Regions from separate parts of the Mus musculus genome. Here regions 1, 3, 4 and 5 are each linked to region 2. A link is a loop called in an ENCODE intact Hi-C map of the cell type or tissue named here. Cell type or tissue: left cerebral cortex. All regions are shown on one strand. Links, peaks and the distances in the headings refer to the core of each region. The heading gives the core; the rest is flanking DNA. Region 1 holds the start of Snord47 (small nucleolar RNA, C/D box 47). Region 2 overlaps Rabgap1l (RAB GTPase activating protein 1-like). Region 3 overlaps Rc3h1 (RING CCCH (C3H) domains 1). Region 4 has its middle 29 kb from the start of Gm24988. Region 5 has its middle 13 kb from the start of Gm24988.

Evidence for each region. A loop is a pair of places that touch in the nucleus more often than their neighbours do. Peaks named below come from ENCODE experiments on the same cell type or tissue, not always from the same donor. Only the 100,000 strongest peaks of a DNase experiment are listed, where the experiment ranks them.
Region 1: a loop joins it to region 2, with 2.9 times the contacts of the local background. A loop is called at or near these places in 3 of 42 quality-filtered maps.
Region 3: it touches region 2 in a loop (13-fold over the local background); 23 of 42 quality-filtered maps call a loop at or near these places.
Region 4: a loop joins it to region 2, with 2.9 times the contacts of the local background. A loop is called at or near these places in 10 of 42 quality-filtered maps.
Region 5: a loop joins it to region 2, with 6 times the contacts of the local background. A loop is called at or near these places in 24 of 42 quality-filtered maps.

The regions. Positions count from the first base shown.
Region 1 is chr1:161,035,417-161,041,285 of GRCm38, forward strand. It overlaps Dars2 (aspartyl-tRNA synthetase 2 (mitochondrial)), which reads right to left. Exons shown (of 17, transcript NM_172644.4): 17 at 5,185-5,869. Gas5 (growth arrest specific 5) reads left to right here. Exons shown (of 11, transcript NR_166052.1): 2 at 336-388; 3 at 567-598; 4 at 792-828; 5 at 1,133-1,163; 6 at 1,404-1,436; 7 at 1,872-1,899; 8 at 2,089-2,131; 9 at 2,579-2,621; 10 at 2,809-2,856; 11 at 3,041-3,123. Snord47 (small nucleolar RNA, C/D box 47) reads left to right here and starts at 2,676; the gene lies at 2,676-2,740. It overlaps LOC115487644 (a small nucleolar RNA gene), which reads left to right and starts at 1,266; the gene lies at 1,266-1,325. It also overlaps LOC115487677, LOC115487645, LOC115487640, LOC115487643, LOC115487678 and LOC115487638. In left cerebral cortex, for the core only: a CTCF peak has its summit at 3,331 (motif pointing right); DNase peaks (open chromatin) are centred at 1,058, 3,978, 4,183, 4,655 and 1 more place; H3K4me3 peaks cover 1,677 bases; H3K27ac peaks cover 546 bases.
Region 2 is chr1:160,740,606-160,746,474 of GRCm38, forward strand. It overlaps Rabgap1l (RAB GTPase activating protein 1-like), which reads right to left. Exons shown (of 21, transcript NM_013862.5): 2 at 147-326. The coding sequence starts at 284. Among named protein-coding and RNA genes, the nearest start is that of Gm37083, 48 kb to the right of the region's middle. In left cerebral cortex, for the core only: CTCF peaks have their summits at 2,863 (motif pointing right), 3,090 and 3,664; DNase peaks (open chromatin) are centred at 2,860 and 3,672; H3K27ac peaks cover 421 bases.
Region 3 is chr1:160,930,579-160,936,447 of GRCm38, forward strand. The region is part of intron 2 of Rc3h1 (RING CCCH (C3H) domains 1); the gene reads left to right. Among named protein-coding and RNA genes, the nearest start is that of Rc3h1, 27 kb to the left of the region's middle. In left cerebral cortex, for the core only: CTCF peaks have their summits at 3,750 (motif pointing left) and 5,162 (motif pointing right); DNase peaks (open chromatin) are centred at 3,539, 3,741 and 5,208.
Region 4 is chr1:160,844,591-160,850,459 of GRCm38, forward strand. No RefSeq gene overlaps it. Among named protein-coding and RNA genes, the nearest start is that of Gm24988, 29 kb to the right of the region's middle. In left cerebral cortex, for the core only: no CTCF peak of the experiment used is centred there; no DNase peak of the experiment used is centred there.
Region 5 is chr1:160,860,203-160,866,071 of GRCm38, forward strand. No RefSeq gene overlaps it. Among named protein-coding and RNA genes, the nearest start is that of Gm24988, 13 kb to the right of the region's middle. In left cerebral cortex, for the core only: a CTCF peak has its summit at 3,034 (motif pointing left); a DNase peak (open chromatin) is centred at 3,031.

The DNA.
Region 1 (5,869 bases), core at 846-5,845, 300 kb after region 2:
ATGTTGGTAGGGACAACTGAGCTTGTTGATGAATACCAACGATTCTGATGGCAGAGCATGCTGAGTCACCTCGTGCACGGTTCAACGGGGGTGGAATGCGAAGCCACGCGGTGTTTCTTTCGCGATCACCATGGGATGAAGGCTTTTGCTAGAGATTGCCAGCAGGCCTTAGTCACTAACAAAGAGGACGATTGCTCTTGGGAAGTACCTGGATTAGAGACTTATATGTAACTGCTGGATATGTGCAACTCAACAGTGCCTATGTGGACGGAGTTCTTTGTAAGACAGGTCCATTTTGTGGAAGTAGAACTACTAAAGATTAACATTTTTCTTAGGAATGGCAGTGTGGACCTCTGTGATGGGACATCTTGTGGGATCTCACAGCCAGGTAACTCAGTGGGGGAGGGGCATGACTAGAACATAATGACCACAAAGCCCATGATGGTATGAGAGTAGTGGACAGAAGGGATTTCTGAAAAACACTTTTCTGAGGCTTTAATTCAGCTACTGGAAAGGGTTTAGTTCCGTGAAGAAGGGGACTGACTGTTCACATCTCTTATTTCCAGTTCTGTGGCAAAGGAGGATGAAGGCTTACGAGGTGAGTACTGAATAGTAATGAGAAGTTAGGTTGAAAGGACAGTGCCACAATGATGACATCATATTTGCTACTCTTGACAGCTGGGGTGACGATAGCTTTAAACCACCATGATTATAACTGAGGCACACAAAATAATGATTTGGGGGCTACTTACAGAGTAAGCAGTTTTTACATAAAGATTCCCCCCCCCCAGGACTCGTCAGGAAGCTGGATAACAGAGCGAGCGCAATGTAAGCAATTTTGTGTGTGCATGTGGTCCCATTACAAGGAATACCCAATGGCAAATGAGCACTAAAGATCCCTCAACCCACACATTGAATGTATTGTTCCCTGAGAGCAATTGTAGATAGAGGAGTGGGTGGGAAGTCTGAAGTCAGGGCATTGTTTCTGCGTATCTGAGGAGGCTGGTTTTTGATATGTGGGAGCTAGTGGTCGTTAACGCATTTACCCCCTATTTGGTGGACTCTGGTTCCCCCATCTTAAGTGCTGAGTCAGGGGCCTAACCGGGCAGCTTTAACTATTTGTTTGTTGTAGGTGCTAGAATAGAAGACCAGAAAATGAAATGGTAAGTCAAACTAAAGGAATTGTAGATGCTAAACAGGCTTGGCTTTGTTGCACTCTGCCAAATACTGGCCACGTGTTCCATCCTGGTCATAGCTGAACACAGCCTGCATGATGACGAACAAATACTGACTACCTGAAGATCTTATTAGCTCTATCTGATGGTGGGCTTCCTTGACATTTATTGTGGGGCAAACTCAAATCTGTTGACTGCATTGAAAAGCTCTTTAATGTTTTTTTCTAGGTGGAGTTTGAGGCTGGATAGACAGTTTGAAAGGTAAGTATTGAAAAACACTTGAATTTGGGTCAGTACAAAGGGACATGCAGAGACTTTGAATCATCAAAACTCCAGCATGCATTGTCTTACGGATGTTTAGATAGGTGTGTTTTGGACAACACTCTGGGTTCTTGTAATGATGTTGATCAAATGTCTGAGCTGAAAATAACTTGTAGACAATTTTTAACACTGAAGAACCTTGTGGCAGGCAACTAAGAATAGTCGAATGATGTTTAGCATATTTGTAAGAGGTATTTTCTTTTAATTCTAGTTAACTGGTTGCATGCTTGTTCATTTGGCTGGCTTGCTTGGGTAAGAAGCCATTGGGGGCCTTGAATTCCCTCCAGTCATTTGCAGTATTTACTGCATAACATTTAGCTTTTGAACATGCATGTGCTACCATCAGTACTAAATGGTGCCTTAAATTTTTTTCAGGTACAAATAATGGTTTGAATAAAGAAAGGTAAGCATTGTAAGTTTGGTATTTACTATATGAATTAAGGTACTGTTAGTGATGATCAATAAAGTTAAACAGATGGGAATCTCTCTGAATAAGATTGAAGATTGATTGTTAAGCTGAAACAGTATTTAAGGACATCAGTAAATATACTTTACAAATACATATTTCTAAACGGAGTGTAATTTCTTACAGGTATTAATGGGTCACCTCAAGTGAAGGCACTGCAAACACAATGGTAAGTCTTTGAAATGTGCATGTATTAGTTACTTTCAACCCCTTCCAAACAAGCCGATACCATGATGATAACATAGTTCAGCAGACTTAACTCTGATGAACAATCATGTCTTTCGCTCCTATCTGATGTATCTGGCTGTAATGTTTTAAAGAGTTTTCCTTGAATAGTATTAGGAAATACAAGATAAGAGTCCCAAGTGATGAGGCCAAAGCCTGATGCTAAGGTGGCATGTGCTGTGCCACTGACTTAACCCAGTAGGACAATTTTATTGTGAAAAATACATAAGTTCCCTAGGGTATGACGATTGAAACTATAAATCTCAGGCCTCTTGGCAAGAGAATTGATGTGAGCCCATGGAGACTAGTGAAGACAACTGAACACTGAGAGAATAGTGTGAAATAAAATGAAGATAAGTAACTGCACTAATTATTTTTAATTTTCAAACAGATTGGTCATTCTGAATTTCCGGTCCTTCATTCTGAATTTCAAAGTAAGTCTGTCACTTGTTTTTGTACAGATTGTAATATAGCTTGTAACCAGTGATGTGATGATTCTGCCAAATGATACAAAGTGATATCACCTTTAAACCGTTCCATTTTATTTCTGAGGTTACTATACTAACATGTAAAATTTAACTACTCTAAGCCAGAGAAGTAAGTCAGTCTTTGTTTTCTTAGGGCTCCTGTGACAAGTGGACATGCAGTGACTGCACCTTTGTTTCTGAGGTGAGAACTGCAAATGCTTAACCGGGAACCTACTCCAGAATACATGATGATCTCACACAACTTGAACTCTCTCACTGATTACTTGATGATAGTAAAAGATCTGATGTTCTGTGTTTTAACAGTTACCATTTAAGTTAAAATTGTAGAAAAGTGTTTAACAGCTACCTTCTGTTGGTTGTTGCAGGTGCCTGGATGGAGGCTCAAATAGAAGATGGTGTCAGATATATTGTGTTAAAATTTTACCATTAAAGTGTATTATAACATGAACTGTGAAGTGTGCATTTTGTTCTGATGAGCACATTGTGGGGAGTTCACATTAGACATTTTTAAATCTATTAGCTGCCCAGTGACTGGATGGTATTGGTGTCAGTATAGTTTGTCTTTTTGTGCTTATAAGCACAAGCCATTATTTTTTTTTAAGATTTTTTTATTTATTATATGTAAGTACACTGTAGCTGTCTTCAGACACTCCAGAAGAGGGCATCAGATCTTGTTACAAATGGTTGTGAGCCACCATGTGGTTGCTGGGATTTGAACTCTGGACCTTCGGAAGAGCAGTTAGTACATCTCTCCAGCCCTAGAACACTTTTCTTATATCTTATAAAACTAAATATTTCATGGAGTATGCAAAGGGGAGTACAGTCACAAATCAGTTTGCCTGGAAATAGTTTTTTTTTCTCTTTCCTTTCTCAACACAATCTAAGATGAACCAAAAGAGAAGTGTGCTCTTACACACTGAGCCATCTCACCAGCCTCAAGCCATTATTCTGTTTGACATTTTAAATTAATAGGAACAGCGTTAACCAGAACTGGACTGACTGGTGGAGGTGGTATTTTCACTTTTGGCAGGTGACAGTGTCTGCTGAGTCTTACATCCTGAATGTCTAATCAGTTATGCAGTCTGAGTGGGTATACCAGCCCTTTAAAGGTCTGGAGATGGCCTGTAGGGGCACAGGTGTGAGGGAAAATTTGAAGTATAAACCTGGAAGGTAAAAGCCTAGACCTTGCAGTCCTGTTAAAGTGTTGTCCCCATGCCTAGGACTTTTGCAGTTATATATACCACCAGGCCTAACTCAGCATTCCTAAATTAGGAGGAACACTGAGGCTAATTGGCTCTTAGGTTTGATACTGTTCACTCTGGTCTGTTGGGCTCAGTTCTTGAGACCACGGAAACTACAATCCTTAATCTAACAAGTACAGTTTGGGATTCGTGCTGGGTGTGGTGGCCCCAAAGGAAAAGTTGAGGCTATTTTGTTTAGTCCTTTGGCTGTAGATAGTATAGGTAACTGGTCAGGGGTCCTTAGAACACTGGTTCCAGGCAAAATGTGTAGGTATTTGGAGCTGTACCTCTACAAGCTTTAGTCCCTGGGAATGGGGGCAGTGTTTCAATGCTCAACAGTTACCCTGGAACACATAGCTAAACATCTCATTTGGTGATTTATATTCTACACATAGTCTTACTGAAATGGATTTAAATTCCATCACATTCTTGGGTTGTGAGGATTTAAATTTTTCACATGCTAGTCACATACCTTTACTGTTAGTGGTCCATTTGTATGGTAATGCATGTGAAGAGGTCAGGATGACCTACACAAGTCTTCCTTTCACAATGTGGAATCCAGCTATCCAGTCATCTTGCCTGGCTGGTCTCTTGGAGGCAGGTTGCCTTGATGGGATTTCCATGTAGATCAGGCTGGTCTCAAACTTGGATCTGCCTAGGATCAAAGGTCTGTGCTTACTAGGACCAGCTGGGAGTTACTGGTCTGTTTTAAGACACCCATGGTTCCTTCTTCCAGAACACAAGGTCAGGGTTTCATTCACTGGATCTCTACAGTCACGCCCTTAGCTCAGATCTACCAGCCTCTGATCAAGTAGGGAGTCATCTGCCTCCTTCCACTTCAGCACCCTTAGCACTGCCTCATTAGGCCTTTAGATTGTGTATGATACTGGTGATTGAACCACTGAGCTGTGTACAACTGTCCTTCCAGGTCTCAGCTGCTTTGCCATCCTCCGAGGAATCGCCTAGTCCTGCAGTGAGTTTGTGTGTAGGGGATAGGGGGCAGAGAAGCCTTAGGGTGTTAAGGGGAGTGGTTTCCCCTTTCAGAGAAGGAATAGATGTTAGGGGTGGGAGGGGGTGCTGATAAACTCATTTGAATGTTTACTACTAGAGTGACATTTTTTAGAAAGGATTAGGTTTGTGACTGGAGGCTTTAAAACTGTCAAGAACCCATGCCTTTAGTCCCAGCACCAGGGAGGCAGAAGCAGCAGATCCCCAGAAGTTTGAGGCCAGCTTGGTCTACAGGAAAGAGTTCAGGACATGCAGGGCTACACAGAGAAACTGATTTTTGAAAGCCTTTAAGTAAGCAAGTTTCAGGGCTACAGAGAGTAATCCTGTCTTGAAAAACCATAAACAAGAACCACAGGCAGTGGTGGCACATGCTAATCCCAGCACTTAGGAGGCAGAGGCAGGCGGATTTGAGTTCAAGGCCAGTCTGGTCTACAGAGTGAGTTCCAGGACAGTCAGGGCTACACAGAAAAACCCTGTCTCGAAAACAGGCAAACAAAAAAAAACCATAAAAAAGAGCCCATGCCAGGAAAACTGTCTTGAAAAGCCATAAGAAAGCAAATAATTCTGTGCCAGGCCCAGTCTTCCAGCAACAGCAGGTCAGGATGTAGAACTCTCAGCTACTTCTATATCATGTCTGTGTTTGCCACCATGCTTACAGCTAAAACTATAAACCAGCACCAACTAAATGCTTTATAAAGAGTTGCTTTGGTTGTGGTGTCTCCTCACAGCAATAGAACAGTGGTTAGGACAGCTGCATTTCAGTCCTGTTTTACAGTATTTCAAATCACATATCTGCCACAAATGTAACCTCATGATTCTGGCAACAAGAGATCTGTGAGACAGCCAGGACAAGTGTCATTCACATTATATAAGCAGCTGGGGCAGCTAAGAGACATTTGTAGCTTGCTTAAGGTACAACACAATAGAATTCTGTTACTTGTAATT
Region 2 (5,869 bases), core at 200-5,199:
AGTCAACCAAACCCTGACTTTTATTATCCAGGTCAGTACTTTAAGAAATCCTTCAGTGCTTATCCCCAGATGAGCTCCAAATAGTTAGAAGGGAGAAAGAAATTCATGAAAAACAGTGCCATATTAGAAAAAAGAAGAAACAATACCTTCAGCTGTGGCTTCCCATCATCCTTTATAGAAGTGGCATCTGTGTGCTGAGAAACCAAAACAAATTCTTCACTGTTCAGTGTGGCCACAGAATCAGATGACCCACTAACCTTCTGGAACGAAGCTCTGACCTCCATTTCAGTTCTGCAAACCTCTCTGCCCACATCCACCTGGAACAACTAAAGAGTAACAAAAGAAAAAGTAGAACCTGATTAAAAACAAACTAAAACTAAACTAAGAATCTTTTTTAAATGGTTCATATGAAAAAGAATCCCGGCAAGCAAATTATCTCCAAATGTGGAAGGCTATCTTCTTGGACTAGGCCACTCAAAGAAATGCACTCTCTCTGCTCTTAACTTTCAGACTAACAGAATACTGTTACCTGAAAAACACAACCCAGCTGTACCTCAACCAGACAGATTTACCTCGACTCAACTCTCTATTTTGTTAAGAAATACTACAAGTTTTTGTTTCAATATAGAGAGGGAGAAAAGTAAATGTATGACTAGAAACAAATTAACACACACACATACACAGGACAGAGATGGACAAGGGAGAGGGAAAAGGAGAGTAGGAGGGGGAGGGGGAGGGGAGGGGAGAGGGAGGGAAAAGAAGGAGAGGGGAGGGGGACAGGGAGGGGAGGGGGAGGAGAAGAGATCCCTGTAATCTCAGCTTCTCAGCCTCCCAGGTTTAAGACAGGGAAAGCCTTTAAGCCCAGAAGTTTAACAAGGTAAAAAAAACCACACACACACATAGTAAAACCCTATCCAATAAAATGTATTCAATTACTTTATTAAATCCAAAGCATTTCAAAAAACTTATCTCCTAAAGACCAAGTACCATACTTAAAATATTTTGCGGTTAATGAAGTTGACAAATGAATATAAACTTTAATACTCTAAGATGTGTTTTTCTTCTCTGGAGATATTAATATTTTACAACACTCAAAAGGTAAAATTTCATACATTTGTATTCATGTACCAAGTTAGGTCTCAATAATCATATTAAATGAAATTCCATTTTCTTGCTAGATCTATAGTCTCACAGAAACTCAAATTTCTAGAAGTTCATAAATTTATTCACACAACTAATTCTGACTGAAGATATTACATACTACATAACAGACAGTGATCTTAGTCCTCGGCTACATGCCTGAAGAAGGCTGGACAAGGTAGACATTGTTCCAACGCTTAAACACTAGTGAGGAAGAAAAGAAAAGGAGGGAGAGGAAGGAGGATAAAGAGAAAGTGGGGGACAGTGAGTGAGGAGAAGAGGGAGAGAGTGAAATCGGTCCAAATCTAAAAGTTTAAAGAGTAAAACAGCAAACGACAGAGAAATGGTGCAGAGCGTGGGATAACCTCAAGTAAAGTGGCAGAAAAGAACTCTTAGAGGATGGCCTCGTTCTTAATAGCTGAGTAGTATTCCATTGTGTAAATGAACCTGAGTTTTGCAGGCAAATGGATGGAACTAGAAAATATCATTCTGAGTGAGGTAATCCAGACCCAAAAGGACATGTATGGTATGTACTCAGTAATAAGTGGATATTGGGGGGGGGAAAAAAAACAAGATACAGTCCACAGAAGTCAAAAAGGTCAACAACAACAACCTGAAGTGCTTAAGTGGGGATGTCTCAGTCCCATATGGGAGAGAGAAGAAAGCAATCACAAGTAGGGAGGGAGGGAGGGACCTGGGAGGGAAAGTGGATGGGGGAGTGAGGAGTAGGGTTGGGGAGAGGGGATACCTGATCTGGTATCCAGTGAGCAAAAAGGACTGAAGTCCTGAGGGCCAGCAGAAAGAATGTAAATAGACAACTTCAGGAAATAGAAGGTTAATGGGACACCCCCCCTCACCCCACGGTCCCCCCCCCCCCCAGAGACCTAGGAAGTGAGAGACTCCCAGGACTCAAAGGGAGGGACCTTTGATAAAATGCCCAACAGTAGGGAGAGGAAACTTATAGAGCCCACCTCTAGCAGGAAGACAGAACATCAAGTGAGGGATGGGATTGCCATCCCACAGTCACATCTCTGACTCATAATTGTTCCTGTCTGAAAGAATTACAGGTATGGAAATGGAAAGGAGCCTGAGGAAAAGAAGGCCCAGCAACAGGCCCAAAGTGGCATCCAGCTCAAGTGGAGGTCCCAACAGCTGAAAGAGTCAGATGCAGATATCTGCACCCAACCAATGGGCAGAAGCTGCTGACCCCTGTGGTTGAGTTAGGGAAGGCTGAAAGAAGCTGAGGAGAAGGGTGATCCTGTAGGAGGACCAGCAGTCTCAATTAATCTGGACCCCCAAGATCTTTCAAATACTGGACCACCAAACAGGCAACATACACCAGCTGATATGAGGCCCCCAACACACATACAGTAGAGGACTTCCAGGTTCATTCAGAGATGATGCACCTAACCCTCAAGAAGGTGGATGGAGAGGGGCTGGGAATGGAATATGGAGTGTAAAAAATGAATTACAAATAAAATTAAATTTAAAAAAGAACTCTTAGAGGAAAATACATGAGCAAAAACCTAAATGAAAAAACAAATCTTAAATCAAATAGTGTTCACTGTGAATAAACGAGTAATGTGAGGAGGGCAGAATAGGCAGGCTGGCCTGAAGAAGACCAGATCCTGCACTCCATGGCCTGTCCAAGAACAAAGTCCCGAGAGATGTTCTTTCAAAGACAGCACTTTTCACTGCAGATAAACATGGCTGCAATGTTCCACTTTGCCATTAGGTGGCACTAAAACCATTAATCTTGTCAAGAAAGAAAGAAAGGAAAGAAAGGAAGGAAGAGAAAAGAAAAGAAAAGAAAAGAAAAGAAAAGAAAAGAAAAGAAAAGAAAAGAAAAGAAAAGAAAAGAAAAGAAAAGAAAAGAAAAACCCAAGTTCAAATTGCACATTTAAAAATTACTTTTCAATGTTAAAAATAAAAATTCCCAGGAATATCCAAACAACAGAGGATTGCACTCGTTAAGTACCAGTCATTTACTGCTGTTATGTAAGTAAATCACTTTGTAAGGCCATTTATCTTCCAGGGGTTTTTTTTAACCACTTTATTGTTGTGTCTGAAACTCCAGCTTGAGTTAGCAATTCATGTCTTTTTCTCTTTTAAGCTGCACTTTTTATCCTTAGCAGCCAAAGCATCATGTAGCCTAAGAGTCTTTCTGTGGTCAGGCTTCTCCAACCCACTGTCAAGTGTTTCTATCTGATTCTAAATGCTGCCGTTCTTTTCCCTGGCACACTTGCTGTAGGCATCCTCTCACCATGCTGAATAAAAAACGTCCATGTGTCTCTATGCTCAGTCTCCCAAATTTCTATCCAAACACTAATTCCTCTCTAATTTCCTGACTTGGAATCCAAATCCCTTCTTACCATTTCCAAAGAAAAGCTTTATTGGTATCTTAAGTCAACTGTGACCAAATAGAATTTCTAATGAACTCTCCACACCTGTTTCTCATCCATGCTTCTCTTTTTAGCAACTAAGGCTCTTCTGCTAACTTAGTCAAACCAGAAACTAGATGGCACTCTTGCTTCCCCTCCACTGCTTCACGCATCACATCAGCAATAACGGATATGGTCAGCCTCCTCTAAAACAAGCCCTACCTCTACTTCAGGGGAAATACTCCAAGTAGAAGAAACTGCTGGAAGAGCATACATAAAAATAATGCATATGGAACCCAGCCTATATGCCATGCCTTACTTGGCTCAATATATTCTCTCATTACAGCACCTTAAACCAAATTCTTTCTCATGTTATAGTCGACTCTCAGGATTACTACATCTTCTAGTATTCATTTTCATTCATGCATTTAACACATTTACATGAGTCTCTACTATACACCAGACGCTATACTCATTAGTAAAACCACTGTTGTCTCTGTCTTCTTAAAGCTAACATTCTCATTTAAGATATAGGCAACCTAGAAAAAAAAAAAATCAAGATCACATCCCGAAAGGTGATGAGCATATGAAAATGCTATAAGGAAAATGCCTTTGTATGCTAATTAAAAATTAATTTTTTAAATTTAGATTTATTTACTTTATTTATATGAGTACACTGTAGCTGTCTTCAGACACACCAGAAAAGGGCAGCAGATCCCATTACAGATGGTTGTGAGCCACCATGTGGTTGCTGGGAATTGAGCTCAGGACCTCTGAAAGAGCAGTCAGTGCTCTCAATCACTGAGTCATCTCTCTAGAGCCCCCAAATTAATTAATTTTTAAAATATTTGTTTTTGCATTGCTGTTTCAATGGCTTCGTGTTTTTCATAGCAGTTGTGTACTGAAGTCTCTAAATCTGTGAAAATAAACTTTCTCCCTATATAAGTGTTTTATCATATTTTAAACAGCTAAACTAGGCCTGTCATGAATGTATAAGGCATAAGTGGGTAACAATCTGTTTTTATCATTTACTATCATAACATACAAATAAACGTATTAAAAAGTTAAAATGTATCAAAACATAGGCACACAAACATTAACAGACCATACACAGTACCATTACAAATATATAAAAATGTAAAAATTCAGGATCATCAATGTATAAAATGAACTGTAGCACATACCATAAGCCTGAACAACTTTGCCAACAGCCTTCTACTGATATCATAATGAAAGCTGTGAGTGTGACCTAATCATCTTCATGTGAGCAATTTGTCTCTTCAAGAAACTGCACGTGCTGCAAGAAGTGATCCCCTGACCTCTGTGCAGGTGTCAGACCAGACACTACCTCCAGGTGACCAAAAGAAAGAGAAGACCCATAGGAAGAAAAAGCACTCTGTTCCAAATAGAGAGAAGAGAGTGTCAGAAATTCACTAAGGCAATGACAGAACAATTGCAAAGTCCAGGAAAAGCAGACAGGTGCAAAAAAAAAAAAAAAAAAAAAGCCTCTAGAAAGTTCAGCACCCGGATAAACAAAGGAAACACGGAAGCCCACAAATTCAACAACGCTCTCCTTGCCCCAAGTGCACGCAGCCATCAGCCCAGTGGAAGCCAGTCCACCACCTCACCTTCCCTTTCTTGTTCCCCACTACCCCACGCCCTGGTATTTCCTTGTCTTCTTTCTTCCTTTTTTTTTTTTTTTTTTTTTTTTTTTTTTTTTTTGGTTTTTCAAGACAGGGTTTCTCTGTGTAGCCCTGGCTGTCCTGGAACTCACTCTGTAGACCAGGCTGGCCTCGAACTCAGAAATCTGCCTGCCTCTGCCTCCCGAGTGCTGGGATTAAAGGCATACACTACCACTGCCCAGCTCTTTCTTTCATGTTTAATGGCAGTTTTGCTTCCTTATATTTTTTAAAAACATTTTATTTACATATCTTTTATTATTGGGCCACCATTTTGCCTTTTGTTCCCCAACCCGACATGTTTCTCTCTACTACACTTTCAGTAATTGCTACTGCTGTTTTTCCAAAACGAATGGTAAACCTCTTTTTATTTTTACTCCCCTTCTTAAATTTACCTAATTTTGTTTCTAAACATTCTCATATTTTAAAAGTCTTTGTTTCTTTTCATTTTGTTTTCTAATCTCTTGCTCTTTTTTCTTCCATATCTTTCTTCATTCCTTGGCTTCTCATTTCCATTTAACTTGGCTTCTCCTTTATTTCTCTTTCCCTTCCTCCTTTCTTAACCTTTTCTTTTCTTTTTTTTTAATTGGGTATTTATTTCATTTACATTTCCAATGCTATCCCAAAAGTCCCCCCATACGCTCCCCCATCCACCCACTCCCACTTCTT
Region 3 (5,869 bases), core at 663-5,662, 190 kb after region 2:
TTGGTTTCTAATACAATATTTAATAACAGGAAGCAGAACTCTTGGGAGGGATGGTCAATTCAAGGGCTAAGACAGCAAGTCCTTAAAATGAGCATGGAGTGTCTTGTGCAAGTATTCTAACAAAGTGGGACTATGTCAAAAGCATACCAGAGCTGGTTGAAAGAGCTCCCGGTGGCCAGAGCTAGAAGGGTTTGAGCAAAATAAATGGGTATGTTACTGAATTATAACAGTAGGAAAAGAAGTCAAAGACTTTATGTAGATAAAATGGAAATGGAAAACACAAAGATACAGCTATAGTTTTTAAGTTTTCATAGTTCTATTTTATTTCTTGCGCCTCTGATTTTATTTTATTTAGGAAATTTAAAGTCATTGTCCTAGAGCCCATTATGTTTATGCCAGTCTTTGAACCCAGGTTTCTTCTAAGTTTGAGTCAGTTTGCATAGTCTATAGAGAAAGAAAGGCAAAGAGCACTGTTTTACCTGAGGGGAGTCATTACTTACTGATTTTTTTCCTTTCTTAGCTTTTAAAAGGTTTTATTTTTACTGGATATTGTGGTATGTGCCTTTATTAACAGCACTGGGTAGAAGACAGGCAGACATTTCTTGAATTCAGGCCAGCAGTGTTACAATAGTGAGATCTTGTCTCCAAAAGAAAGAAGAAAAAAAAGGGCATTTTTTTTAAATGTAACTGTGTACCCCATGTGTCCAGGTACCCTTGGAAGCCAGAAGAGGGTATTGGATCCCCTGAAATCACAGTTAAAGGCAGTTGTGAGCTACCTGATATGGGTGCAGGGGAATTGAGCTTGTGTCTTCCAGAAGAGCAGCAAGTGCTCTTAACTGCTGAGCTGTCTCCCTAACCCTTAAGAAGTTATTAAATACATCTTAATGTATTTGGGAAGTGGATGCCCATGTAACCACCATTTTGATATAACTACAACTGTTATCTAAAGCAGAGATAAGGACTGCATAGCATGTTCACAAGTACAGTGGTGTTTGAAAAAAAAAGGGGAGGAAGCAGGAAATAAAACATGGTAAGAGATGATAAAGAAGAAGGATGAAGAAGAGGAGGAAGAAGAAAAGAAGGAGGAGAAGGAAGAAGAGGAGGAAGAGGAGGAGGAAGAAGAAGAAGAACAACAACAACAGTTTTTTCCCAACTGCATGTGCACAATTCAGGCATGATAAAGACTTAAGGAACAGCCATAACCAATAGAATTCTGAAATTAAATTTTAAATCATGTATTTTAAATTTAAAAAGGAAAGAAAACTAATCATACAAGAAGGAAGAATAAATTAGAGACTCTTCAGGTTTTCTGTAAGTGTAAAATTACACCCCCCACGACCACCACCACTACCACCAGTGTGATTTTTCAATTAACTACTGCTGTGTTAAATTCTGGAGTTGTGGTTTTTACCTGTGTGATAATGTGGTGAATAATTCTTGTGGGTTTTTTGTTTTGTTTTGAGTGTGTTTTCTTTTTGATTACACCTCTCTTCTTACTATTATATTTTTGTTTGTTTATTGAATGATTGTTGGGGAGGGGAGCACATAGAGGACAGAGACAAAGAATCACTTTCTCTTTCCACCATGTGGGTCCTGGAAATTGTGCTCAGGTCAGACTTGGTGGGTGGCAAGCACTTTCACCCTTTGGCCCGTCTCGATGGCCGTCTCAGATTATATCTCTTAACTTTATCACTGAAAGTGATATCATCTGAAAAATATTTAATCTCTGGCTTCACCACCTGCTCATTTAAGTACCACGTGTGCTCATTTCTATGACTGAAGAGCAGTTTTGATGGATAACCTACACCAAATACACATATTTATGTTAGAGAAATCCAGCAAATGCTTTCGCAGTCAGGTGAACTGGATCAATGTGACCAGAAGTAAGTCATATTGATAGGGAATCTTTAGCATGCTACGATGAAAAGGGTATTTTTTCTCTCTCTGGACTTACTGCCAAACATATCTAACTCCAGTCTCCTTGTGAGAAAAATGAGATCCCATCAAAAGTCAGTATACAACACGTATCCCCAGTAGTCTTTAAAACCTCCAATCATCAAAACCCAAAAGGAACCTTATAAAGAGTGACACACAATCAAGTATTCTGGATGAGCTGCTGGAACACGGGAAGGCTGTTAGGCAAAAGTAAGGCATTCTGAGTAAAATCAGAGTTTTTAACTATAATGCGCTAAATTACTATAGCCAGATTGGCATATTAATATCAAAGAGAACGTTATAATGAGAATGAGGTGTGGGATAGTAGGAGTTCTCTGAACTGTCTTTGTCATTTTCTGTAAATTTAAAATGCTTCTGTGAAACTGCTTTTGTTTTGTTTGTTTGTTTGGTTGGTTTGGTTTGTTTTTAACCAGGAAAAAAATGATTAATCCTACCGCTAATCAGGAAAATAGAGATTTAGATAACAGCAGGGTTTGTTTTTGTTTCTGTTTCTGTTTTTTTTGTTTTGTTTTGGTTTTGTTTGTTTGTTTTTGATCTTCCCACAAACCAGTGTCTGAATGGTGGTCCCATGTGGTCATGCAGGGCTCTTGCATGTGCTAGGGAGGGTGCAATCTGTCAGGCTCTGGAAAATGCGTACAACCCTGTAGCTATAGTGGCTGCACTTACAGGTTATCAAACCAGATAGTTTTAACACATACATACAGGGGGCACCTGCAGAGGAATATCACTACAGTCTCTAAAAGCAACAAGTTAAAAATAGCCTAAACATCAGAACTGATTCACTGTGTTGTCTATACCAGAGAGTTATTAGACATTTACAGATATCACCACAAATCTATTGCAAAAACAAAGTTTTTTTTTTTTTTTTTTTTTTTTGGTTTTTCGAGACAGGACTTTTCTGTGTAGCCTTGGCTGTCCTGGAACTCACTCTGTAGACCAGGTTGGCCTCGAACTCAGAAATCCGCCTGCCTCTGCCTCCCAAGTGCTGGGATTAAAGGCGTGCGCCACCACCACCCGGCAAAGATTTTTTTTCTTAAAACAGGATCTTATGTATCCTAAGCCGGTCTCAAACTCACTGTGTAACTGGCCTTGAACTCCTGATCCTCTTGGTTATGGGTTTGTGCCACCATGCCTGGCTTATGTGGTGCTAAGGATTAAATCTGTGTCTTTGTGCATATGAAGAAAATACTCTTATCAATTGAGCCATCCCAGCCCTCAGATCAGTTTTAATAGCCAATGACAGTTTGGGAGGCAGAGTCTGTATGTTTGAGGTCAGCGTGGTCTACATAGTTCCAGAACAACCAGAATTACATAGTGAAACTTGTCTCAAAAACAAAACAAACAACTAAAAATTCCAGTAACAAAGTCTAGCATCCCAGTAATTTCTGTAAATTAGCACACACGATTGGATATTCAAGGATATGTTACTATGTGTACAGAAAATAGGAAGAATCCAGGGGAACTCACAATATCACCTCCAGAAGGCACTTAGCAAGAAACACAGACAAATGACATCCTTTCTTCCAAACTGTCTTAAGTTCATACTGATAGTGTTTTCATTAGCGCCTCCCACAGGGCATTGTGGTTGAGAACATTTCTTAGGCTTCAACCTTTTATAAAAATATCTTCCCAGGTGTAAATGTTGTAACTCAAACTACTCAATCTTGAGTTTACCTTTATATTTGAATAATACATTTGGCTCTGAAAACACAGGTTTTCCTTAGAAAATACTGATTTGGATGACAATTTGAGGGTCTATTGGCTGTTCTATTTCTATGTTCAAGCTCCCTCTAGTGGCCCAAAGTAACCCCTACCCCTTAAATTATTAAATTCCTTTCTCCTACTTGGTACCGCACACAACACGCACACACAAGCTTCTTGAAAAGCAAAGGCTTGCAAGCAGTCCATTAAGTTTTACAGATTAGGACTGGAGAGTTCTTGCTGCTGAACTGATTTCCCAGCTCCCACACCAGGCAGCTCTTTTTCACAGTCACCAGTAATTCCAGCTACAAAGGGCCCAGTGCCCTCATCTGGCATGCATACTCACATGCAGTCACATACACGAAAGGAAAAACAAAATTTAAGTCTTTAAAAAAATTAACTTATTCATTTCAGTGTGTAATGCTTGTTTGTTCTTTAGCTTTAAATGTTTAAATTACATACAGTTTAATCCAAGATACTTAGCTTTGGTATTGTGTACAATATCAAGTGTTTTTAGCTTTGCTTTTGCCAATTGCATGCCTCAGTTTGAGTAGTCTGCATTCTATTTCATCGGTGATTCTAACCTATTCATCCTGTATGCCATCTCTGAGATTGGGTTGGGTTGTCAAAGGATTAAGTGCATCTACCCCTAGCCTATCTTAAAACATTTCTCTTTTCCTTTTTTGGGGAATGGGGTAGGGTATTGTTTTGAGACAGGGTTTCTCTGCATAGTCTTGGCTGTCCTGGAACTCACTCTGTAGATCAGGCTGGCCTTAAACTCAGAGATTCTACTGCCTTTGCCTCCCAGCTGCTGGGTTAAAGTTGTGTGGTACCACTCCCCAGTTCAAACATTTCTTATATACATACACACTTTTATTATTAGTTAAACAGGGCTGGAGAGATGGCTTGGTGGCTAAGAGAACTTGCTACTTCTGCAGAGGACCCAGAGTTCTGAGTGCTCATATAAGTCACTTAAAACCTTCTACAGCCGGGCCGTGGTGGAGCACGCCTTTAATCCCAGCATTTGGGAGGCAGAGACAGGCAGATTTCTGAGTTCGAGGCCTGCCTGGTCTACAGAGTGAGTTCCAGGACAGCCGGGGCTATACAGAGAAACCCTGTCTCAAAAAACAAAACAAACAAAAAACAAAAACAAAACAAAACAAAAAAAACTCTTCTACAACTGTATTTCCTAGAGATCCAACACCAGCGTCTTGCTTCCTTGGACACTAGGCATGCTAATAGTGCACTTTCTATGCATGGAGGCAAAACACTCATACAGATAAAATAAATCAGTGTTGGAGAGATGGCTCTTTAAATTTTTAAGCATATATGTAAGTGCCTCCAAATTCTAGAAGAGGGTGTGCAGTAACGTGCCCCCCACCCCCCCGTGCGCGCACTAGCCTCCTGCACACAGTTTACATGCTTAGTATTAGCTGTTAATTTTTTTAAACATGTATTTTATTTATATGAGTACACTGTAGCTGTCTTCAGATACACCAGAAGATGGCATCAGATCCCATCTGATGGGATGGTTGTGAGCCACCATGTGGTTGCTGGGAATTCAGGACCTCTCTCTGGAAGAGTAGTCAGTGCTCTTAACTACTAAGCCATCGCTTCAGCCCCCAGCTGTTAAATTTTTATTCGTTAACAGTCTTTCAGAAGATGGGGTTGGGGTGGGGGTGTATATTGAGTGGATGAGAACAGAATAAGTTCTTTGCATTGACTCTGAACCAGATAGGAAGTAGCAAATTAAATGTACAAGATATTGACAATATTACTATTAATAACACAAAATGTAAAAGTTCTGGACTAGATAATCACAAGTCTAATGGGGAACTGTTTAAGAACTAGAAAATATTTTTTTGTGACATAAAGTTGAAAATGCTGAGCCTTTGGTTCTTTAGAATCATAGTTGAGTGAGCGGCAGGTATGACAAATGTGTGGCTCCTACCTTCAACTAGACTTGTCCTGTGACCTAAACAGGAAAGCCCAGAAATAGTGCAGGGAGCCTTGGCCACCAAGGGCAGAAGCACATCAAACTCCCACAGATAGAACAGAGAAAGCCTTTCCATGAAACATGACTCTTTTCTAACTCCACTCGTGACTAGCCTAAAATTTGGTTTCTTGTTTATATACCTCTGGCTGTTGCCACAATTCCATAACAACTTTTTTCTTAACTATTGTTTGCTCCTGCCAGCTTTGGTGGCACACA
Region 4 (5,869 bases), core at 195-5,194, 100 kb after region 2:
TCACTACCCTGGTTTTTGTTTGTTTGTTTGTTTGTTTGTTTTGTTTTGTTTTGTTTGTTATTCCAGATGAATTTGAGAATTGTACTTTCTATCTCTCTGAAGAATTTAGTTGGAATTTTGGTGGTGATTGCATTGAATCTGTAGATCGCTTTTGGTAAGATAGCCATTTTTACTATGTTAATCCTGCCAATACATGAGCATAAGAGAGCTTTCCACAAAAAGTAGAGCAGAGACTGAAGGAAAGGCCATCCAGAGACTGCCCCACCTAGGAATCCATCTTATCTGCAGACACCAAACCCAAACACTATTGCTGATGCCAAGAAGCGCTTGCTGACAAGAGCCTGGTATAGCTGTCCCTTGAGAGAATGACAAATACAGATGTGCATGCTCGCAGCCAACGATCAGACTAAGTATGGGGACCCCAATGGAGGAGTTAGGGGAAGGACTGAAGAAGCTAAAGCAGTTTGCAACCCCATAGGAGGAACAATAGTATCAACCAACCAGCCACCCCAGAGCTCCCAGGGACTAAACCACCAATCAAAGAGCACACATAAAGGGATCCATGGCTCTAGTTGCTTATGTAGCAGAGAATGGCCTTGTTGAGCATCAATGAGAGGGGGGCCCTTGGTCCTGTGGAGACTCGATACCTCCAGCTAGGGTGATGAGGCAGGAGAGGGGGGTCTCCCTCATAGAGGCAGGGGGAGAGGGAATGGGATACAGGGTTTGCAGAGGGGAAACTGGGAGGGGGATAACATTTGAAATGTAAACAAATAAAATAACCAATAAAAATTTTTAAAAAGAAAATAGGTTTGAAGAAACCTCCCTGAAAGTAACACACACATATACTCACACACATATAAACATACACATAAATACACACACAAAAAACCACACATATACACACACATATATCGAATGGCTCTGATCCCAGCACTTGGGAGGCAGAGGCAGGCACATCTTTATGAGTTGCAGGACACATAGAATACATAGAGAGTTCTAGGACAGCAACCTTATCTCAAAAAAAAAAAAGAAAGAAAAAGAAAAAAGAAAGGAAGGAAGGAAGGAAGGAAGGAAGGAAGGAAGGAAGGAAGGAAAAATCAAGGATGAGTTGAACTCTAATGGCAAAATTTGGAGGGAAAAATGTAAAGAGAAAATAGCTGAAAAACTTATGCAAATAAGTTACTGGTTGCTGAAAGACAATTTTTCAGACCCAATAAAACCTAATGAGTAGAACGTACAATAAATAACACATTATTATTGAATTTCAGACCTGATACTAAAAAGATTTTTAGGGCTTTTAGAGTGGAAAAAAGTTTCATGGAAAAAAATTACATGCAAAAGGTTAATAACCAGAATATCTCTGGGCTTCTCAATCGCAATAATTAAATTATAAAATAATGAAGAAACAACAGATGAGGAAATACTATTTCTAGCCAAGTATGCCTTCCCTGATGTTTCTGTTTGAATCCAGTCTACTCTCTGAAGACTCGGGTTGAGGCATGCATGCATCTGTAACTCAGGGCTGGAGAATTGAGGCAGGAACAGATAGATCCTGGAGGCTGCTGTTCAGCTGTGTAGACAAAGGGACGAGCTTCGGGTTCAGTGAGAGACCCCCATCTCAAAAACTAAGGTGCAGGGTCATCGGGGAAGACATTCTACATCAGCTTTTGGCCTCCACACATGTAGCACACAGGTGAGGGCACCTGCAAATACTTGTGTACATATACGCACAAAACATTTTAAAATAAACAAATAGACACGTTCAGACAAACATTTAAATTTGTATACATTTAAAGTTTTTAAATTATTGGTAGTTTTATGCTTGAAAATAATGTGTTTGTATTATTTTCAGACAGTAGTGGTACATGCCTTTATAACTCCAGCACTTTGGAGGCAGCAGCAGAGAGAGCTCTGAGTTTGAGACCAGTCTGGTCAAAAGAGTGAGTTCTAAGACAGCCAGGGTTACACAAAGAAACCCTATCTCAGGGGAAAAAAATTTATGATGACGGCGACGACGACGTCAATGATAGTGATAATGATATGTTTTTATCAAGTCTTCTCCCAAGGCTGGTGAGATGGCTCAGCAGATAAGAGCACTGACTGCTCTTCCGAAGGTCCTGAGTTCAAATCCTAACAACCACATGGTGGCTCACAATCACCTGTAATGAGACCAGACACCCTCTTCTGGTATGTCTGAAGGAAGCTATAGTGTACTTATGTACAATAATAAATAAATCTCTGGGCCGGAGAGAGCAGGGGTTGACTGGAGCCCAACAACCACACGAAGGCTCACAACCGTCTCTACAGCTACAGTGTATTCATATACATAAATAAATAAATCTTTAAAGAAAAAAGTTCTCCCCACTCCCTCCTCACCAACTCCTCCTAAACCCCACACCCCACCTTTGCTTCCCAACTTGATAGACTCTTTTGGAACCCACTGAGTCCGCTTAGTGCTATAAGTGCATGGATGTAGGGCCATCCACCGGAACATGGCGCCACAGCTAAAGAAAATTGCTTATCCCTCCTGCTACAGCTGTCAGTTGCCAAGTGTTCCTCAGCTGGAGTAGGAAGTCATGAGCCCCTTTCCTACCAGTGTGAAAGTTTGGCTGGAGTGGTCTTGTGCATGCAGTCAAAGCTGGTTGTGTGTACAACAGCCCTGTCGCATCCATCCACAGCAAGCCTCCACCACTTCTAGCACTTACCATATCCCCCCACCCCCCTTTTGTAAGGATCCCTGAGCCTCGGGAGGAGGGGGTATGATAAAGATGTGTGGTTCACAGTGAGTACTCTAGTCTCCTACTCTGTGTTCTTCTGCAATTGTAAGTCTGTGACTTAATCATCATCTCTGCAAGAAGCGTCTTTGATCAGAGGTAAGAGTCGCACAAATCTATGGTTATAGAAACAAGCTGTGGGGTTGCAGCTCGACACTACATCTAGTCAGCAGGACAACAATAGCATATTCTCTCCTAAGGCCTGAAAGCTACCCAGTCACTGATTCTTGGCACCGTTAACAGTCCTAAGTCTGAGTTCTGTCTTATGATGAGGACCTTACTCCAATCGAAAGACTTGGCTACCCTCAAAACATTCCTGTCACTGATGCACCAATGGGCGTAACTGCAGGGCTTGCTATTATGTAGCTTGTAGGGTTCATAACTAGGTGAGTCTTTTGGTGACTTTTCTCCCTCTGTTGCATGCACAGCATTATGGAAGTTAGCCAGTAGGAATAATGCTTCCAGATCAATACCACCTTAATTTTCCCATGTCCTATGATTCAAAAATATGATGTCGTCAGCAACAGGGTCTTACCATCAAGTTCTGGAGGATAACAAAGAGAATGACAATAACCTCTATTGTTTGGGGACCTATGGGACCTCACTGACCGACAATTTAAACGTGTTCTTGTCACTGGGATTTTTGTTCAATAGCCTATAGCATCAGGAAGAGGCATTACCCTCTATGGAGAGTAATTCCATTTTTTATATATTCTTCTATAAGAGTGGGGTTCCCTGTGGCTTTTTAAAAAATGTTTTAGTGTCGTTTATCCATCCTCATACCCCCTCTTTCCACCCCATCTTCCCACCTCATGCCCCACTTAACCCTTTCTGTCCCATTATTCCCTTTACCACGGTCACTGCTCCCTTAGACAAGCAACATCTGTGATGTTTATCTGTTTGTTTGTTGGGAGCTTTTGAGACATGGTCACATGGCTAAACAATTACCTGTGTGGTAACACATTCCTGCAATCCCAGCATGTAGGAGGCTGAGATGAGACAATAACCATGAGTTTGAATCTCTGTGGACTCCATAGTGAATTCCAAGCCAACCTAGCTCCAGAGTTAGACTTTGCCTCAGAAAACCAAACAGAAAAAAAAATTGCTTCCTATGTATGTTCTTTAAAATATTTTAAAATTTATTTTAGTTTGTGTTTATAAGTGTTTTGTCCGAATGTCTGTTTACCATGTGTGTGCTTGGTGCCCACGGAGGTCAGAAGAAGGTGCTGGATCCTCGGGGATTGGTGCTATGATGGCTATACGCCACCATGTGGACACTGGGAATTGAACCCAGGGCCTCTGCAAGTGCCCTATAGCACCGAGTCATCTTTCCAGCCCTCATGCTATATATTCTTCTTCAGAAAGCAGTGAAGGATGAACATCACTGTAAGGAAAAATGGAAGATAATAGCACAGGCAACCATGGAATTGAAAAGAATTTGAGAATGAGAATTTTACGGAGATTTATACTGATTATATGGTTTGGGAAAAGCAACCAGGGGTAGGGAGATTTCTGGGCATATTAACAAACAAGGCCTGAAGGAGTAGAAGGGGAGGAATATGTTACTAAAAGCCAGAAACAGCAGCAAATGAAGAGAATAAGCTGACAGGAACCATGACTTTCACCAACCGAGACAGTCAGGGACATCAATACTTCATCTTGCTGGGCATGGTGGTACACATCTCTAATCCCAGAATTTAGGCAAGAGAACTGTGTGTTCAATGCAAGCCTGGGTTTCAGAGTGAAACTTTGTCTCAAAAAGCCAAACAAGTAGACACGCTTAAATCCTTAAATCCTCTCGCACACAGAGGGCAGAAATAGGCTGATCTCTATGTGTTTAAGGCCAGCCTGGGTGAGACTCCATCTTAAAAAGAAAACACATGACACACATACACCTCACACACACACACACACAGACACCCCACACACACATACACATCCATAAAACAAACACACACAGAGACATATACATACTCCACACACACACCACAGATACACACACACACAAACAAACATACACCCCACAGAGACATATACCACACAAATATACACAGACATACACAAATACCATACACAAGCACACCACATATACATACACACCACACACATGCATACCACATATACACAGAGACACATACGTGCACCATACACACACAGCCCACATAGACACACACCACATAGACACACCACAAACACACACACACACACACTTCCTTCCAATTTTTCATCTTTATCTTCTTCTTTCCCCAAATCTGCCTCTGCTCTTTCCACTGACCTATCTTGTCAAAGAGCGAAGGAATTGTTCACATGAGGCTGTCAGGTGACTTACATTCAGAATAGCACAGAGAGGCCATGGAAAGGGGACACGTGGAGTCTAGCTCAGAGGCGTGTAAATCTGCCAAAGCGAAGTCATTTCTCCACCTGAAGCTGAAGCTTGGATGACTGTTGTGTAGTAGAATCCAAATTGGAACAAGACGTTGCAGAATTACATGATGTGAAATGTGAAATGTAAAATGTGAAAAAGTGAAAAGGAAAGCCAATTGATTCATGATATATTTAATGCTCTGAAAGAATGTGTACAGTTCTTTCTCAGTGTTTGAAGAATAATTAGCTGTATCGTGTAGCGCCAACTAAGCTGAGGTGGTAGGAAGCTATTAGCTGAACCAAAACTAGGAACAGACAGAAAAAAGTAAGTCTACAAATTTCATTCAATTAGTAATGTGGAAATAAAAATGATAACAAGGGTCTGGAGAAATAACTTGGTGGTTAAGAGCACAAGTTGCTCTTCCAGAGGATTTGGGTTCAATTTACAGCACCCACAGGGTGGCTCACAACCTCTGTAACTCCAGCTCCAGGGGATCCAATACCTTTCGACCTTCATGGTTATCAGGAATGCATATGGTGCACAGACATGAGCAGGTCAAGCACCAATACACATAAAATAAAAATTTTAAAAACCTTTTATTTTCTTTTAAAAACCGTAACAAATACAGCCCAACAACATGATTAGATAATGAGATGTTGAAAATGGACGTATAATGACAGATGTGGGGTTGCTAAATGACAGCAAATGGACAGTATTTAAAACAAAAATA
Region 5 (5,869 bases), core at 321-5,320, 120 kb after region 2:
GTCACAAAACAGGTCTCAACAGATACAAGAAGATTAAAATAATCCCATGCACCCTATCAGTCCCTATTGGGACACAATAAAAGCAGTGGTAAGAGGAAAACTCATAGCTCTAAGTGCCTCCAAAGAGAAACTGGAGAGAGCTTACCCTAGCAGCTTGACAGCACACCTGAAAGCTCTAGAATAAAAAGAGGCAAATGCACCCAAGAGGAGTAGACGGCAGGAAATAATCAAACTCAGAGCTGAAATCAACCAAGTAGAAACAAAAAGAACTGTACAAAGAATCTACAAAACCAGGAGCTAGTTCTTTGAGAAAATCAACAAGACAGATAAACCCTTAGCCAGACTAACCAGAGGGCACAGAGACAGTATCCAAATTAATAAAATCAGAAATGAAAAGGGAGACAGAGCTTCAAAATATATCTTAAAATAACTATTCTGTTTGTTGAATATCAACAGTTGAAAATATTAAAATCATGTTCTACAAATATCATGGAGATATTATTGATAATTTTTCTCACTGTACTTGAAATTAGCATTTTCTTAATGTTTAACTTCAAAGAGTTTTTGCTATTTTGAAATTTTTAAAATATACTTACTGATAAAGTAATTTCTCTCCTAGAAACACTGATAACCTTTTTTAAGTAAATTGATTGTTAGACAATGTACATAGATATATAATACATTTTAAATACTCTCTCACTATGTCAGGTGGTATCATATAAGAGCTTTTGAATATATTTCTTAATGATTCAGTTTTAATATGTTATGTCTTTTACTATGCTTAACTCCCAAAGAATATTTTGTATGTTTTGAAACAATTTAGTATTCAACATTAGTTTTGGATCTTCAGTTATGGATAGTATTAAATATTCATTAATGACATTTTAGGGTATGAAAGGATATAAATATAAAAGAACAAAATTTTTACATATTATCTGATTCTCAAAATACTCAATATTATTAATATGTTTGATGTATAAAATGCATTTAAATAATAAAAAAATTAAGAAAAAATAAAACACTGTAACTCAAAAAAAAGAAATGTAAATGAGTTTGATGAATATTTTCTGAAGAGCCCCAGTGTCATGTGATCATCTGCTGTTACCATCTGTTTGCACAAAGAGATTTTGCAGTTTTGCAGGAAGTGCATCTAATTGGTATATTTTCACTTCCTTAAACAACACCCATTATCACTTGCAAGCTGATTATTCCTAGTCTTTGTTTTGTATTTTCAACATGTAGACTACCGCAGGGAGAGCTTCTTCTCTGGTCATGTCTAAGGTTCTAAATACCTCTTGTGTTAGCATACCTATTTATTTTTATTTTGAGTCATTTGCGTGTTTTTTATTTTATTTATTTGTTTGTTTGTTTTTTCTGAGACAGGGTTTCTCTGTGTAGCCCTGGCTGTCCTGGAACTTACTTTGTAGACCAGGCTGGCCTTGAAATCAGAAATCCACCTGCCTCTGCCTCTCAAGTGCTGGGATTAAAGGCATGAGCTACCACTGCCCGGCTTATTTTTTATTTTATGTGCATGAGTGTTTTGCCTTTATGCATGCCTGTTGTCTGCAGAGGCTAGAAAAGGACATCAGATCCCCTGGGACTGGAGTTACACAGGTGCTTGTGAGCCACCATGTGGACACTGGGAACTGAACCCAGGTCCTCTGCAAGAGTAACAAGTATTCTTAACTCCTGAGCCATCTCTCCAGCCTCTACTCTTTTTTAAAAAAATATTTCTCAGGTCAATGAAATGACTCAGCAGGTGAGGACACTTGCCACCAAGCCTGATGACCTGGGATCTCTCCCTGGAACTTGACCTGTTATAAGGAAGACATTGTCCTTCCAGTGCCATGTGTAGATGTGGTGTTGGAATGAAGATGGTCTCCATATACTCATATATTTGAGTGCTTAGCCTCTAGTTGGAAAATATTTGCAATGCAAAGGATTAGGAGGTTTGGGCTTATGAGAAGAGATGTGTATGCCAGGCCTTCTGTCTGTCTGTCTGTCTGCTGCCTTTGGGTCGGAATATAAAGCTCTCGGCTACTTTTCTAGCATCATGCCTGCTGCTTTCCCACCATGATGATGATGGACCAATCTGCCAAAATAGGAAGCAAGCCCCAATTCAATGCTTTCTTCTGTAGGGCGTCTTGATTATAGTGTCTTCACAGCACTAGAACAGTAGCTAAGACAGTGGGCCACTGTATACATACATAGAGCTGTGTGGTGATCCAGGAAAGACCCTCAGCCTCAGGCTATGACCTTCGCCTGCATGCACACATGTCCACAGGCAGAAGAAGAAAGAAAGAAAACTCAACAGTGAAAAAGTTCAGTAAGGCAATTAGATAAATGTAAGGGAAGGAACACAAAGTAAAGAGCTATTCTTAAAAAAAAAGGGGGGTGGGAGGAGCAATAAAGTCAGGTCAAACTCCTATTAAATATAGAGAAAATGGAATAAAGATGAAATATGGGTGACCAAAAAGAAAGAAAAGATTTTTTTCATTACTCAGTAATGAAAGAAATAAACAAAATACAAACAAACAAAATGAAACAAATAAGTAAAAATAAATAAACAAAGTTACACGAATGAGGGGGGAAAACAACAAGAAAATGAAAATAAAACACCAAAAAAAAAAAACCTCCATAAGAACGTTAAATTTTCATTAAAATAACAAATGCTGTTAAATGTGTAGCAGAAAGAAAAATAATCACCAAGGCCAGTTTGGTCTACAGAGTGAGTTCCAGGACAACCAGAGGGCCTACACAGAGAAACCCTGTCTTCAAAAACCAAAAAGAAAGAAAGAGTAAAGAAAGGAAAGGAAAGAGAAAAGGAATTACAATGCAAGGGGAAAGGAACACAGTGTAATCAGGGTTAGATCGGTTTTTCTCTGGATCCTGTAACATCAGAGTGGTCCAGAGGTGTAGGGCGGGGTCATTTGTTCCGTCTGGTCTGAAGCTCGTGTCTTTCCTTGGGTTATGCTGATGCTGAGCCTGTTCTGAGCAAGGGTTGGACTTCAGAGCTGCTTTCACCTTAGAGTCTACTTCCCTCTGCTGACAACACATAGGTCTGCAGCCCTGTGCCAGGCAGATTCTCATACCTTCCTGAAACACACACACACACACACACACACACACACACACACACACACACAGGGAGAAGGCAGAAATGAAGGAAGGAAGGGAGGAAAAGAGGAAGGAAAAAAGGAAGGAAGGAAGGGAGGGAGGGAGGGATTGAGGGAGGGAAGGAGGGAGGGAGGAAATAAACCTAGCAAGCAAGCCTGCATCTGTAGACATCAACTAGCCATTAAACCTTCAGACTTTTTTGGTCTCTGTAGCTGTCAGCCTCATCGCGCACAGGTCTCTGTAGAAATGATCTACTAGCTGACTCCAGGCTCAGAGCTAGCAAATTTGTCATACTCCACATTTATTCTCAGGTGATGAGTTCAACTCCTCAACACCAAGAGGAGGGATACCCCTTCCCTGTAGACAGTACTGCCTGAGGCAAGCCTTCTGCCACTACACCTTGAAGTCTCTCTGTTTGACCTCCCTTGACCTCCATGATTGCCTCCTGCCCTGGCCCTGGTGCTCATTGATTTCAGCCTCTCTGATGCTGACTGTTCCCTCTTCTCAGGCCAGTAGTTAAATTTGGTTTACTTTTTAGTTCATGGTGCTGGAGGTAAGGCCATAGGGATCACATTTTGGGAAACCTTTATCACTAGCACAGTCCATACATACATACATACATACATACATACATACATACATACATACATACGAGTATAAGACATCACAAAATTAAGACAGGTAAGCCTGTGCATCTCACTGCCTCTACTGATCTCTTTCCCACTTCTTAAAAAGTTATCCTGAGGGCTCTGCTCTAGGTGACAACCTAATTCTAAACACTTCCTAAAGGGCCCTGCTTCTAAACACCGAAGTCATGGCTCTTCCTTCCTTCCTTTAGAACACAGTCTATTATTCTTTCCTAAATTTCCAAAGAGTTTTCAGGCCAGCCAGCCTGGAGTGTGCAGTAGGAGACAAAGGAGACACAAGCTTGGCAAGGTGGAGGGAAAAAACCAACTCCATAAAGTTGTCCTCTGGCATCCACATATATGCCATGGCACATGCATGCCATCTGACAGACAGACAGACAAACAGACAGATGGAAAAACTCCTCAGACACTCTGGCCACTTGTTATACTGTCAATATTGGGAAGAAAAAGTTATTTCTATGATTAAAACTGAAAAAGAGTTTTGGAGAATTTCTTTGTTAAGCAAAAGTACGAGGTGACTGTGAGTAAATCGCAGAGAGTGAGGCAGGAAATAACTAGATATCTATCTCATGTACATCGGCAGAGCCATTCATAAGGAAGCTAACAAGAGTTATTTTGAAAACTGATAATGCCTGCAGTATGAAAGATTGGTGATCTGTCAATGGTTCATAAGAGGAAGTGGAAAAACATATGAGATTTATATATTTGAAATCTGTACTATTGAGTGTCGGGAGCCGGGGAATTCTTGGCCCAAGAAGATGGTAGGCCATTGCATGTCTCTCTTTCTGGTGCACTTCTAATCACATAAATGCACTTTTCTGAAATGGATTCTTCCTGAATAGGCCACTTGAAAAGATTGAAAGTATTTTTCCAGAAAGTAGTATAGGAGTCCAGAGGAATATGTCTTAGAGAACATTAATGTAGTGTTTGTAGTCACTATCTGCTCTGACATTCCTACCACAGATATTTCCTATAGCCCAAGTACAGTAAAGAACATTGGGAAAGTCCATCACTAGAAACAGTTGAAGCTCTCAGAGTCTGTCCTAGTAAAAAGATAAATCTATATCATTTAAGGCAAGTTATGATTACAGTGCTATGAATCATACTCAAGCAATTGCAAAGATGGAAAGGATTAGTTCTAAGCAGATCAAAATTCAGTAGACTGTTCCAGCCACGGTGGCATATGCCTATGATGCCAGCCCTTGGGAGACTGTGGTAGGAAGATTCTAACTGTAAACCCAATCTGGGCTGTATTGCAAAACCCTCTACCCCTCTGAATAATAATAATAATGAAAAAACAAGTTGTCTTAGTCAGGGTTTCTATTCCTGGACAAAACATCATGACCAAGAAGCAAGTTGGGGAGGAAAGGGCTTATTCAGCTTACACTTCCATACTGCTGTTCATCACCAAGGAAGTCAGGACTGGAACTCAAGCAGGTCAGGAAGCAGGAGCTGATACAGAGGCCGTGGAGGGATGTTCTTTACTGGCTTGCTTCCCCTGTCTTGCTCAGCCTGCTCTCCTATAGAACCAAGGCTACCAGCCCAGAGATGGCACCACCCACAAAGGGACCTCCCCCCTTGATCACTAATTGAGAAAATGCCTTGCAGCTGGATCTTGTGGAGGCACTTCCCCAACTGAAGCTCCTTTCTCTGTGATAACTCCAGCCTGTGTCAAGTTGACAAAAAACTCCACAGCCAGTCCCACAATACCCTGAGAAAGCTCCATTCCCAGGAGCTCTAACATGCCCAGGATCATAGGACCACAGGATCACAGAATCTGAGGAGCTTTGTCCCACAATGATCTCAGGGGTCCAGAGGCAGCTTGACTCTGACCCAGGATCCCAGAATCACAGGATCACAGAGACAGCTGAACTCTGAGGAGCTCCGACACAACCAGGTTCACAGGAAGGACAGACTGTAGTCAGATATAGCGAGGGCAGGTAGGACTAGAGATAATCAGATGGCGGGAGGCAAGCATAAGAACATAAGCAACAGATACCAAGATTACTTGGCATCATCTGAACCCAATTCTCCCACCATCACACCGGAAAAGCAAGATTCAGATCTAAAATCACTTCTGACGATGGTGATACAGGACTTTAAGA